Linked DNA regions of Homo sapiens: region 1 is linked to region 2. A link is a contact called in ENCODE Hi-C or POLR2A ChIA-PET data. All regions are on one chromosome and are shown on one strand. Each heading gives the region's core, a stretch centred on a gene start or an enhancer-like site at or near the end of the contact. The rest is flanking DNA. Distances are from core to core; before and after follow the strand shown. Region 1 has its middle 20 kb from the start of ACVRL1. Region 2 holds the start of TAMALIN-AS1 (TAMALIN antisense RNA 1).

Region 1 (6,115 bases), core at 1,359-3,858, 81 kb before region 2:
CGTCCTCCCCATGATGTCCAGGCTATGGTGGGAGAGTGGGGAGAAGGGCAGTGGGGAAATTGCAGAGAAAGGGGTACGTGAACGCTGAGCAGGATCTGCGGCAAGATTGGCTCACTGCTCTCCAGTTCTTGCGAAGAGCCCTTGGGAAGTCACCCCGTCCGAGCCCCTGCCTACAAGTAGACCTCAGGGAACCTGCCTGCCTTTGGAGGAAAAAAACCTACTGCTCACTTTACTTCTCTGCAGCTTTGCCCTGACTTCCTCAGGGACCCCAGGCCCCAATTTCCCTATCTAGACAAAGAGGGAGAGGACCATCTGTGTGGTAAAGGCCCTCCCTGAGGGGTGATAGGTGCTATAGCATGCCACAGTGGGGCTGAGGGTAGCTCCTGGAATATGAGCCTTGATGTGGAGGGCCACCCCTTCCCCTGCCAAGGCCTCACCAACAGTTTTTCTCTCCACCCTCCAAGGCACCATCCTCCCTCAGTCCTGCCTTGCACCAGCCTCCAAGGAAGGTGCTGTTTCCTCCATATCCTCACCAACATTAAGATCAACAGCCCAAGAGATGGCAAAGTCCTCACGCCTAGAAGTCCCTGTCCTGGGGGAGGAGTGGGGGGTGCATGTCCTGCGTCCAGTCTCCCAGGGCTGGGACTGATGCTAGCTGTGTAATCATCACTCTGGGTGGGCGACTCTTGGAATGAGCTGCTTCCACCAGGGCCACATTCAGTTTGCTCGAAATAGAGACAGAGGGCTTCTTGACTTTGCATATGATTTGCATAATGTCATAGACACACAGTCTATTTTCAGGCAGTTTTCAGGTTAAAGTGTTGTCACTGCTGCCCTACAGGGTGTCATGTCTGGATGAGTCTCTTCTCTGTTCTTTCTCACCCACCCACTCTTACTGACCTACATCCCCAGCTGCAGGAGCGAATGGTGAGGCAGGGGGAGAATGGGGTTGTCCAGGGAGACACATGGGCAGGGAAATCAAGGGAATTTCCTTATTACCAGCATCACCAGAAACAGAATCTGGTTGCTCAGGGTCAACTGATAGGAAGAGGGTAAGGAATGGGAAGTCAGGTAACCCATCTGCTGTTCTGCACAAACCCTTCCCACCTCTCCTACCAGGAGAACAGCCAGTTCCTGTTTCTCTATTCAGTCTTCTGACAGTTTGAAGAAAGATGTCTAGATAGATAAACCTGTTTCTTTCAGCCACCCATAAAGCCTTGCTTGGCCCAGACATCCCTCATGGGCATTTATTTTCAGCGCTAAGATTAGATCTTCACCTCTTGGGAAATCTGACCTGCAGTCTGTTCCTCTCCTGGGAGCCTTATCTGAGAGATAAGGATCATAGTCTCATGATCAATATTTTTGGAGCACCTGGCACACAGTAGGAGGTCAGTCAGTGCTGGAGTCCCCTCCTCTTCTTCATCTAGAGGTCTGTACCAAGTACCTCATTGTCCCAGGCCTGGATGCTCGACACACACACCAGCCTCTGAGGGCTCAGATGCAGAAACAGACTTACAAGGGCCAGTTGAGGTGACTGTCACTAAGTTATCTGGGACCTTGGCCAGTTGCTCGGCCTCCTCATCTGGAAAGGAGGGGGATTGGTGATTGGTGGAGACTAGGGGCAAAGACAATTCCTATATTATAGCTTGAGCTGTTTGGCAACCTTCCTTGATCACAGAGGGTCAGGGCTGGAGCCCCACCCAGGGCTCCCTCCTGTAGACACTCTGGCTTTGGGGCATGTCTGGTGTGCTGTCTTCCTGTGTACATCAAAGGATCCACCAGATGCCAAGGCAAAGAGCCTGAGAACCTTACTGGGTCCTGGGAAAGGGGAGACCACTTGGTCTGGCTGCCCAGCCGCCACGCACTACCCAGAATTCCCTGTCCCATGTCCAGCCCCCAGGACCTGCCTCATCCCCTCAGGCAGGCGTTTCCTGTTGATAAGAAGCTCCGTCACAAACACTGATAAAGACATGAAAAAAGGAAATCGACAGGCTTGGGTATAATGGGCATTTTGTCTGCCTTTTCTACCCCTCTTCCTTCTCCCAGAACCGCCCACTCCACACCCCCACCTCATACCACTTCCCAGAACTGAGGAGAAAGGATTCCCCTACCTCCACCATGGGCCCTATTTGATAGTCTCCAGGAATTTGGCCTGAAGGCTTACACAGGTCTCAGAAGAGGGACCCAGCTTGGCCTGGGTCAGGATGGGAGCCCTGAGGCAGTAAGCACTGGGTGCTGGGAGGCCCCAGGCCAGGGAAATGGGCAGCAGCACCTAGAGGAAGGACAGTCCAGTGCAGGTCTAATCGAGGACCGTCCTCTTCCCTCCTCCTCTCCTCCCAGAGGCTTGGATCCAAGTGGTGGTTAGGTGGCTAGATAGTCTATAATTAGTGCATTTTCCTTAATTTTAGTCTCAAGCTTGTTACTGGAAAATCTCATTAATTTTGAGTCTACTAATTTGGAATCTATGATCCTTCAGGCCAAGAGGCTGAACTGATGTTTAGAAAAATAAACAAAGCAAACAAGTTTTCGAGGCAGGCCCTACCACCCTTCTTGTGTTGGATTTGTAAGTTCAACTTGACAAAGGTAGTTGTCCTAAAGCGCTGGGCCTGCAGTTGAGATAACCTGCCACCAGGTGGGTGATGAGGCCTGCCACTGGTGTTTTAAGTAGTCATTGCTCATGGACAGATGTTTTAAAGATTTTATATTCAATGATTCTTTCTTCCTCTTCTCCAGAGATGCAACTCCTTAATAAAACAGTAAGACAAACACAGAAAAGTGGAATAGATGGTTCTAAGTGGCCAGCATTTAACAGAAAAACAACAGCCAGCATATACAACTTGGAGATTTTCTTGATTTAACTGTTTTCCAGTCCTGGTTGCCACCCAGCTAGGGCCTTATCCTGGTTTCAGGCCCTCACATCTCTCATTGCATTTTTGACACTTGGTGGAAGGAGCAGAGGAGTAAAGAGCAAAGGGTTTTATCCAAGTCAAAATTCCAGCTGTTCTACCCTGGTCCAGTGGCTCACTCCTGTAATCCTAGAACTTTGGGAGGCTGAGGCGGGCAGATCACTTGAGGCCAGGAGTTTGAGACCAGCCTGGCCAACATGGTGAAACCTCATGTCTACTAAAGATACAAAAAATTAGCCAGGCGCGGTGGTGGGCACTTGTCATCCCAGCTACTCTGGAGGTTGGGGTGGGAAAATTGCTTGAACCTGGGAGGCGGAGGTTGCAGTGAGCTGAGATCACACCACTGTACTCCAGCCTGGGAGACAGAGTGAGATTCTGTCTCAAAAAATAAAACAAAACAAAACAAAAACAAAATTCCAGCTGTTTTGTTGGATTTTACTTACTTACTTATTTATTTATTTTGAGGCAGGATCTTGCTATATCACCTAGGCCGGTCACAGGCTCCTAGGCTCAAACAATCCTCCTGAGACAGCCTCCTGGGTAGCTGAGACTACAGGTGCATGTCACCATCCTGGCTAATTTTTTTTACTTTTAATTTTTTTTAGAGATAGAAGTCTTACTCAGATGTTGCTCAGACTGGCCTCAAACTCCCAGCCTCAAGTCATCCTCCCACCTGGGCCTCCCGAGTAGCTAGGATTACAGGTGCAAGCTACCACGCCTAGCCTACCTGTTGTTTTAGTAATTCGACAAATTTATTCTAAATTTATATGGAAGAGTATAAGTTCATGAATAACTAAGTCAATTTTCTTTATTTTGGGTTATTTTCTGACTATGTTATGCATTCACATGATTCAAAAGCCAATGCATCTACATTGGAGTAGTGTGGGAATGAAAAAAAAAAATTAAAATAAAGAAATAAAGGCCGGGTGTGGTGGCTCATGCCTATAATCCCAGCCCTTTGGGAGGCCGAGGTGTTTGAGTCCAACCTGGGCAGCAAAGAAAGAATTAGTCCCTACAGAAAATTAAAACAGTGTAGTATTCCACTCTTTGAATGTACCAGTCCCCTATTTTTGGAAGTTTTGTTTTTTTCCAGTTTGGGGCCATTATAAGCAAGGCTGCAGTGAATAAATTTGTGTATACATTATTTTCCTTTATTCCAGTATTTCTGTAAGATACATTCTAAAAAGTGGAATTCCTGGGTCAAAGGAAATGTGAATTTGGCCAAGTCAGTTGTGAAGAAGTGCAAAGGGGGAGACTTGCCCCAGAAGACAATAAGACAAGTCACAGAAAAATAGAATAGTACCAGACAAGTAGACAAATAGACAAGTAGAACATGTTAAAGAACCCAGGAACAGGCCAGGCACGGTCTCTCACGCCTGTAATCCCAGCACTTTGGGAGGCCAAGGCAGGTGGATCACCTGAGGTCAGGAGTTCGAGACCAGCCTGGCCAACATGGTGAAACCTCGTCTCTATTAAAAATACAAAAATTAGCCAGACGTGGGGGCGGGTGCCTATAATCCCAGCTACTCGGGAGGCTGAGGCAGGAGAATCGCTTGAACCTGGAGGGTGGAGGTTGCAGTGAGCAGAGATCATGCTACATCATTCCAGCCTGGGTGGAAGAGCAAAACTCTGTCTGAAAAACAAAACAAAACAAAACGAAACAGAACCCAGGAACACCCAGGCGCAGTGGCTCATGTCTGTAATCCCAGTACTTTGGGAGGCTGAGGCAGGAGGATTGCTTGAGCCCAGGAGTTCAAGACCAGCCTGGGTAACATCGCAAGACCCTGTCTCTATAAAAAATAAAAAATTACCCAGGCATGGTGGCACATGCCTGTGGTCCCAGCTTCTCAGGAGGCTGAGACGGGAGGATTGCTTGAGCCCGCTGGTCGGGTGGGAGTCTAGGGCTCCAGTGAGCCATGATCACACCACTTCACTCCAGCCTGGGTGACAGTGAGATCCTATCTTAAAAACAAAAAAACAAAAAACAAAGAACTCAGAAACAAATCCATATGCATCTGAAAACTGTTATGTGATAAAGGTTGCATCAGAAATTAGTGAAGGCTGGGCGTTGTGGCTCACGCCTGTAATCCCAGCACTTTGGGAGGCTAAGGCAGGCAGATCACCTGAGGTCAGGAGTTTGAGATCAGCCTGGTCAACATGGTGAAACCCTGTCTCTACTGCAAATACAAAAATTAGCCAGGCGTGGTGGCGCACACCTGTAATCCTAGCTACTCAGGAGGCTGAGGCACAAGAATTGCTTGAACCTGGGAGGCAGAGGTTGCGGTGAGCTGAGATCACACCACTGTACTCCAGCCTGGGCTATGGAGTGAGACCCTGTCTCAAAAAAAAAAAGAAAAAAAGTGAAGATGATGGCTAAAAAATACAGGGTTTTGTGAGGGGGTGATGAAAATGTTCTAAAATGGACTGTGATCATGGTTTTACAGTTCTGTGAATATACTGAAAGTCATTGAATTATGTGCTTTAAATGGATGAATTGTATGGTATGTAAATTATATCTTAATAAAGCTGTTAAAATATGGGGAAGAAAGGCCAGATTTTTTAGATAGTGTTGGAAATACTGGAACACTGTTCAGATAGAAAATGCAGTTGGGACTCTCCCTTACATCGTCTACAAAGATGGACTCCACATGGATTAAGGACCAAAGTGTAAAAGGCCACACTATAAGGCTAGTAAAAGAAAGTGTAAGAGAACATCCTTGTGACCCAAGGTTGGGGAAAGACTTAAAGAAGACCCTTGGCCGGGCGCCGGTGGCTCACGCCTGTAATCCTAGCACTTTTGGAGGCCGAGGCGGGTGGATCACGAGGTCAGGAGATGGAGACCATCCTGGCTAACATGGTGAAACCTCATCTCTACTAAAAATACAAACAATTAGCCAAGCGTGGTGGCGGGTGCCTGTAGTCCCAGCTACTCGGGAGGCTGAGGCAGGAGAATCGCATGAACCGGGAGGCAGAGGTCGCAGTGAGCCGAGATCACGCCACTGCACTCCAGCTGGGCAACACAGCAGGACTCTGTCTCAAAAAAAAAGAAGACCCTTGAAGTGCAAACTGTAAAAAAAAATATGAACATGACTATATCAGTTCACTCTTCAATTATACACTATATATATTTAACATTGAAAAATTAATAAAACTCATAGATAGATGGTAGACTGGAAGGAGATATTTACAGTCCTTAAAACTGTTGAGGC
Region 2 (6,079 bases), core at 231-2,730:
TCAAGTCCACAGTAAGCGTCTGTCTCCTGGGAAGGGGGATCTGACCCCGGCATCAGGAGCTGAGGAAAGGTGTTGCCAGCAGGGATCACTCAAGCCCCTTGGAGGGGACAGGCCAGAACTAAGCCTACTGCTTTCAGGGTTTCCACCTCTTCCCTTCTTCCTAGACGTGCGAACAGGGGGCAGCCTCTTTCAGCTCTTCTGGGGCAGCTGCGTCAAGGGAAAATCCTGGGCCCTCTCCCTCCCTGGGGGCTTCTGCGCAGTGAGTTCAGGGAGTCTCCTCCCTCCTCCATCGGGCCTCCACCCCTACTCCTGCGCAGCCCCGCTGCCGCTCTCCCTGCCCTGGAGTCTCCTGCAGCCCCTTGGATCTCCGTGACTCTCCCTACCTCCCCGACTCCCCAGGCTTCTTACAGTGACCTCTTACCGTGCCCCACTCCATGAATCGCCAGAGCTATTCGTCCCTAAATTTCAAACCTTGCGCAATGTCCCTTCACAGACCCCTCCAGGTATCACGCAGCCCCGAGCCCCGAGCCCCGCCCCGGGGGCCTCATCCCGCCCCTTCGCGTCCGCGGCTCGTTTTCCCCCACTGAGCGCCCAGCTCCCGCAGTTTCCCCGGCCGTCGAGCGCCGTGGGCGGGGCTCCAGGGCGGCGGCGCCTCGCGGGGAGGGTCCTCCGTGCTGGGGGCGAGGCCACCCGAGGCAGCTCCCCGCCCGCCCCCAACCCCGCCCCGCTCTCGGAGCCTATAAAGGGAGGCGACCCGCGGCCCGCCCGGCTGGCATCCCCCAGCCGCCGCCAGCCCCGCCGAGGGGAGCCAGCGCCGTCTCTGAGGGGCGTCCGGCGCCGGAGCCATGACCCTCCGCCGACTCAGGAAGCTGCAGCAGAAGGAGGAGGCGGCGGCCACCCCGGACCCCGCCGCCCGGACTCCCGACTCGGAAGTCGCGCCCGCCGCTCCGGTCCCGACCCCGGGACCCCCTGCCGCAGCCGCCACCCCTGGGCCCCCAGCGGACGAGCTGTACGCGGCGCTGGAGGACTATCACCCTGCCGAGCTGTACCGCGCGCTCGCCGTGTCCGGGGGCACCCTGCCCCGCCGAAAGGTGCGTCCCCCGCCCGCCTTCAGGATCTGCTCAGCCCCTCTCCGACTCCCTACAGGGCCTGCTGACTCCGCAGTGCCCTCTCCTCGGCGTCCGCGGAGTCCCCCACCTTCTTCCCCGGCCCGCTGGGTGCCTCGACTCCCCGCGTTCCCCGCTGCTGCGAAGGCCGTGGCCCTCGCCTGCACACCGCGCCCAGGCTCGGTGGCTCTTAACTCCGCGCCCCATGCACGCCCCCTCTCTCCCTCCTTGACTCCTCCCAGCACCCCCCTTCTCCTACCCGCTCCATCTGGCTTTCTGCCCCCCATGCCCCGCCTCCCCGTGGCCAGGTGTCCTGGGTCCCCAGGAGCCCCTCGCCCGAGGGACAGAGACAGCCCCAGGCAAGTTGAAGGTCCGAGAGCCCCCGGTGGGAGAAGCGGGCCGGTGGCTGCGCCGCGTGCGTTCTCACTCTGAGGAAGTGCGTGGGGAGCCGCTGACTCCGGATAGCACACCCTTCCGAGGGGACTCCCCGATTCCTGGGCTGGGGGCCTGCCGCCTGGCCCCACGTCTGACGTACGGGGCGCGAGGGCCACTGCTCCCTGGACTTCTGTCGGAACCGGACGCAGTGGGAGGGGTCGCAGGGCGCCCGCGGGGCAGGAAGGATGCGGGCCGCGCCCACCTCTGAGTCCCCTCTGCCAGCCTCTTCCTCTGGCCCCAGGAGACCTGAGGCTCAGAACCTACACAACACCAGGTTAAGAAGAGGGGCCTGGTGGCCTTTCCTCACCCAGCCGCCCTCCTTCGCCCCGGCCCCCAGCTAGCCCCCACACAATGAACAGCTTGTTGAGAATTTGCATTTTATGAAAATCATGTTGAAAGACAAAGGGGTCTCTCTGTGCTGCCCAGTCCTTCCTCCCTGGCCGTTTGGGAACTGTCCCCACCCCTGAGGCCAATCTGGTTCTGAACCTTCTCTTCCTTGCCTTGGGCAGCTTTGGGGGAGGGTTAGCAAAGGCACAGAACAGAAAGGCCCTGGGCTGTGCAGGCTCCAAAGAAAAGGGCTGCTCTGGGACTGGACCTCCTCCCAGGACCAAAAAGTTAGGGAGGGTGAGAGACTACTTTAGTTTATCAAGGACCCTGAAGAGACAGGAACCTTCATCTCTCATCCTTCCTCCACACCCCCCACCACCACCCCTAAAGAACTCCCAGTCTCGGTCCTTTAGTGAGACTTGCTGACAAGTTTGACATCTAAGATGTTTTGTCCCAGAAAGCACAAAATATATGGCAATGGAGAGAGAGACCCAGGTATAGCTGGGCACAGCTGGTCACCTGCAGCTGGGATCCACAACTGGTCCTTGAAACGGCCTGTACCTTAGGAGACCTGGCACCTCTGACCCCACATTCTGGCTGGGATTGCCAGCCCTTCGGGACAGGGTCCCTGACCCCAGCCCTCCCAAGCCACTGTCTGTAGCTGAGAAATTAGATGGAGAGACCCAACTGGCAGAAGGTCCTCGGAGCACCTTGATAGGTGAGCCCAGGGGACACCTATCCTCTGAATCCCACTGGGGAAGAGCCCCTGCCTCAGCTTTGGGAGTCTGGATGGCCTGAGCCTCTACAGACATGGGCCCTAGGGGTGGAGACCATTTTAGAATAATGATCTCCCCACCTGCTGCCAGTGTGGAAACCAGCAAGGGCTTAGAGGTTCATGGATCTGGAACCCAGGAGGATGGTTGTGTCCCTGCAGTCCCAGGTATGAAGGTAAGGCCTGTAGAGAAAGTTGAGGAGTGGTGCCAGTAGTGGCACTTGGCAAATAGTTCCACCAGCACCAAAACAGGTGTGGATGTGGAGCTGGGAAGGGGCAGACAGGAAGTGGGTCGCTGTGTCCAGGGTAACCTCTCAGTGTCTGCTCAAGGACAGTCCCGCCTTACCTGCTCCTTCTGACCATCTTACTGCCCAGGGCTCAGGATTCCGCTGGAAGAATCTCAGCCAGAGTCCTGAACAGCAGCGGTGAGTCACCAACACCCAGCCCCTGCCATGGTCCAAAGGGGTGAGGTGCTGGGTTGGGGGGTGCCAGGACAGCATCTCAGCCTAGCGAGGGTAGTCATTCTCCTAGCCTTTAAACATGGCTCCCCCGCTGGGAGTGAGGGCAGGTGGGGGTGAGGGCTGTGTGAAGGGGGTGGCAGAGAAAGGAGGTAGGGACTTTTGAGTCATTAGGTGCTCTTCAACACACCCCCAGTCCCTGCCAGTTACCCCTCCCTGGGGAGATCTGGATGAACGGATGTGGGAGTTGGGAGGGGGTGTAGGCAAAGTCTATGGGGAACGTCCTAACCCAGGCCTCCTGGGCTCCCCTGAGCCCTCCTAGCCTTGGCAAACCCCACGGGCCCAGACCTTAGCCAGGCTGTGTCCAGCTGCTTGGGGCTGGCTGCCCCTGCCTCCAGAATGTCAGTCCTCTTCTGGTCCCAGCCTGTGGCAGCCCTCTTAGGAGGGATCTGAGCGTGGGCAGAAGTAGGTGCTGACTCCAGGCCCTGGGACCCCACAGTTTCCCTTCTCTACTCATGTCCCATCCCTGATTTGGGCTTGACTTTCTCTAAAATGGATCAGCAAACTGACCTGCTAGCCAGATTGGCCTGTTTGGCCCTTGAGCTAATAATTTTTAAAGAGTTGTAAAAATAAAAACAAATAACAATATATGACAGAGATCATAAGGGGCCTGCAAAGAAAGCCTAAAGTATTTACCATTTGGCCCTTTGCAGAAAAAGTTTGCTGACCCTTCCAAAAAACCCTAGAACATTGGGGTAGACGCGGAACTCCCAGCCACCCTGCTCCCTGCCCCAATAGTACAGAGAGGGGAAAGGCCTGCTGTTCAGAGTGAGAGGGGCTCGAGCTGGAGTGGGGAGGTGCTGCTCAGCATTTGGGGGAATCTCTGGGTCAGGCTGGAAGCGGAGAAGCCTGGTCTCCAGGGCCTTTCCGAGGCTGAGCTACTTGAAGGGGCCTTTGGAGGCTGCTTTAACTGTGCCTCTGGCTGGGCGGGAAGGAAGGGGGTGGGAGTGGGCAGAGGAAACTCTGGGCTCCCCCAGCAGGCGAGGATCTGGAGCAGCTCCAGACCATTGTGTCCAGCGGGCAGGCCTTCAGTGCGGGAAGGGGCGGCCTCGAGGCTCCCCTCCCCCAGCCCCCACATCTGGTGGGCTGGCCCCAGCATAGCTGGGAGGAGCAGCTGTGGTCTTGCTGAGCCTCGTGACTGGCCTCTGGGGGTGGGGCCAGTCCTCTCTCCAAAGCTGTGGAACAGAGGAGGCTCCAGGCTGTGGCTGAATTTCGGGCCTTAGCTAGTCAGTAAGTGGTACTGTAGGGCTCACTGGAAAGCTGGGATGGGGCTAAAAAACTCAGCCGGCTCATCCTTCAGGGGACCGGCCCTTCTCTGTGCTTCCCTCCCACCACTAGAGGCTGGATTGGTTCTCTGTGGCTCCATGAGGCTGATTTCAATTGGGTATGGGAAAGACATTCCAATAATCTGTGATGAGACTGAGCTGTCACTGGAGACAGAGTCCTGCTGGAATGTTCTAGACCAGTTGCCAATATCCAGGGAGGCCCAAGCTATGGGACTTCTACACCTTTTAATCCTAATTGTCTTGACCCCTGTGTCTCTTGCAGGAAAGTGCTGACGTTGGAGAAGGAGGATAACCAGACCTTCGGCTTTGAGATCCAGGTGGGAGAAGCTGCACACAGGGGTCAGGGGGGTTGGATGACCAGCCTGAGGGATGAACGGACTTGTCCCAACCCTGGGCTGAGGGTCCCCTTGTCCATTACAGACTTATGGCCTTCACCACCGGGAGGAGCAGCGTGTGGAAATGGTGACCTTTGTCTGCCGAGTTCATGAGTCTAGCCCTGCCCAGCTGGCTGGGCTCACACCAGGTGGGGCCTGAGCCCAGGACACCCAGGTCTGGGAAGGGGATATGACCTTACTCCCAAGCAAAGGGGGTGAGCAATCTCTCCTGAAATCAATTCCTCTTCCTTTTCCTTCTTTGAGAAGGCCAGAAAGAAGAATGGATAGAATCTGGGCTTTGGATCTAGGCAAATTTGCCATGTACTGTGTGATCTTGCACAGCCCCATCTACAAAATGAGGGTAATAATGCATCCAAACATCACAGTGCGGCAAGGGGATTCCCTGGGCACACTGCCAGGGCCTAATTAATGGTGGATGATGCTGCTGCTGCTCTGATTCCTCCCAGCAACCCTGGCAGTCAGCATGGGCAGGAGCCAGGGAAGAAGCAACATTCCATTAAGTCTGTTTGATATTGGGGATCAGGCCAATCCTGCCCCAAAATGGGCCCAGTGCTGAGGAACCGATGTTACTCCCTTTTAAAAAATTAGAAACTTTTTTTTTTTTTAAGAGACAGGGCCTCAGTCTGTCACCCAGGCTAGAGTGCAGTGGCGTAATCATAACTCACTATAACCTTGAACTCCTGGGCTCAAGCGATCCTCCTCTTGCCTCTGCCTCCCAAAGCAATATGTTACTTCCTCTAACAAGGAAATTATGCTTCAGCAGGAGATCCCTGGATTGAGCAGATCTAGAGTCCCCAGGTTCCAGGAAGGGCAGCCTGAAACTGTATGAATCAATCCCCCCTCCACCATCTTTGCCCCTAAGCCCCTACCTCCTTCCCACTTACCAGCAGCCCGTGCTAGCTATCTTAGTCCATTTTCTGTTACCATAACAGAATACCTGATACTGGGTAATTATAAAGAAAAGAGGTTTATTTAGCTCATGGTTCTGGAGGCTGGGAAGTTCAAGACTGGGTGGCCGCATCAGGTGAGGGCCTCATGCTGCGTTCTGACATGATGGATGGCATCTCATGGCAGGAACGCCTGCAAGAGTGGTGAGTAGGCACACGCAAAAGAGACAAAACATGGGTGATCTTGCTTTATAGCAACCCACTCGCCAGGTAACTAAACCAGTCCTACCAGAGCAAGAACTCACTCCCCAAAAACAGCATGGATCCCTTCACTGGGCAGATCCTTCATGGCC

Evidence for each region. A loop is a pair of places that touch in the nucleus more often than their neighbours do. ChIA-PET counts read pairs that join two places held with the same protein, here RNA polymerase II (POLR2A). Pooled maps may share reads with other maps.
Region 1: a loop to region 2 is called in a pooled map, with 4 times the contacts of the local background. The contact joins the enhancer-like site here to the promoter of TAMALIN-AS1 in region 2. A Hi-C loop is called at or near these places in 1 of 168 maps with a recorded cell type or tissue (pancreas) and 3 of 50 pooled maps. POLR2A ChIA-PET finds 5 or more read pairs at or near these places in 3 of 52 experiments (GM12878, Panc1 and endothelial cell of umbilical vein).

The regions. Positions count from the first base shown.
Region 1 is chr12:51,924,308-51,930,422 of GRCh38, forward strand. No RefSeq gene overlaps it. Among named protein-coding and RNA genes, the nearest start is that of ACVRL1, 20 kb to the left of the region's middle. RefSeq lists an enhancer at 1-375. Within about 2 kb of position 2,609, at least 4 of the 41 ENCODE cell types and tissues checked have a DNase peak (open chromatin) inside an H3K27ac peak, as active enhancers do; they include endothelial cell of umbilical vein, where a contact is called at or near this core.
Region 2 is chr12:52,006,175-52,012,253 of GRCh38, forward strand. TAMALIN-AS1 (TAMALIN antisense RNA 1) reads right to left here and starts at 1,481. Exons shown (of 1, transcript NR_146770.1): 1 at 76-1,481. TAMALIN (trafficking regulator and scaffold protein tamalin) reads left to right here and starts at 772. Exons shown (of 8, transcript NM_181711.4): 1 at 772-1,091; 2 at 3,016-3,065; 3 at 4,707-4,761; 4 at 4,865-4,967. The coding sequence starts at 846. RefSeq lists enhancers at 1-142, 1,515-2,200, 2,811-3,464, 3,465-4,118, 4,119-4,772 and 1 more and a silencer at 593-742.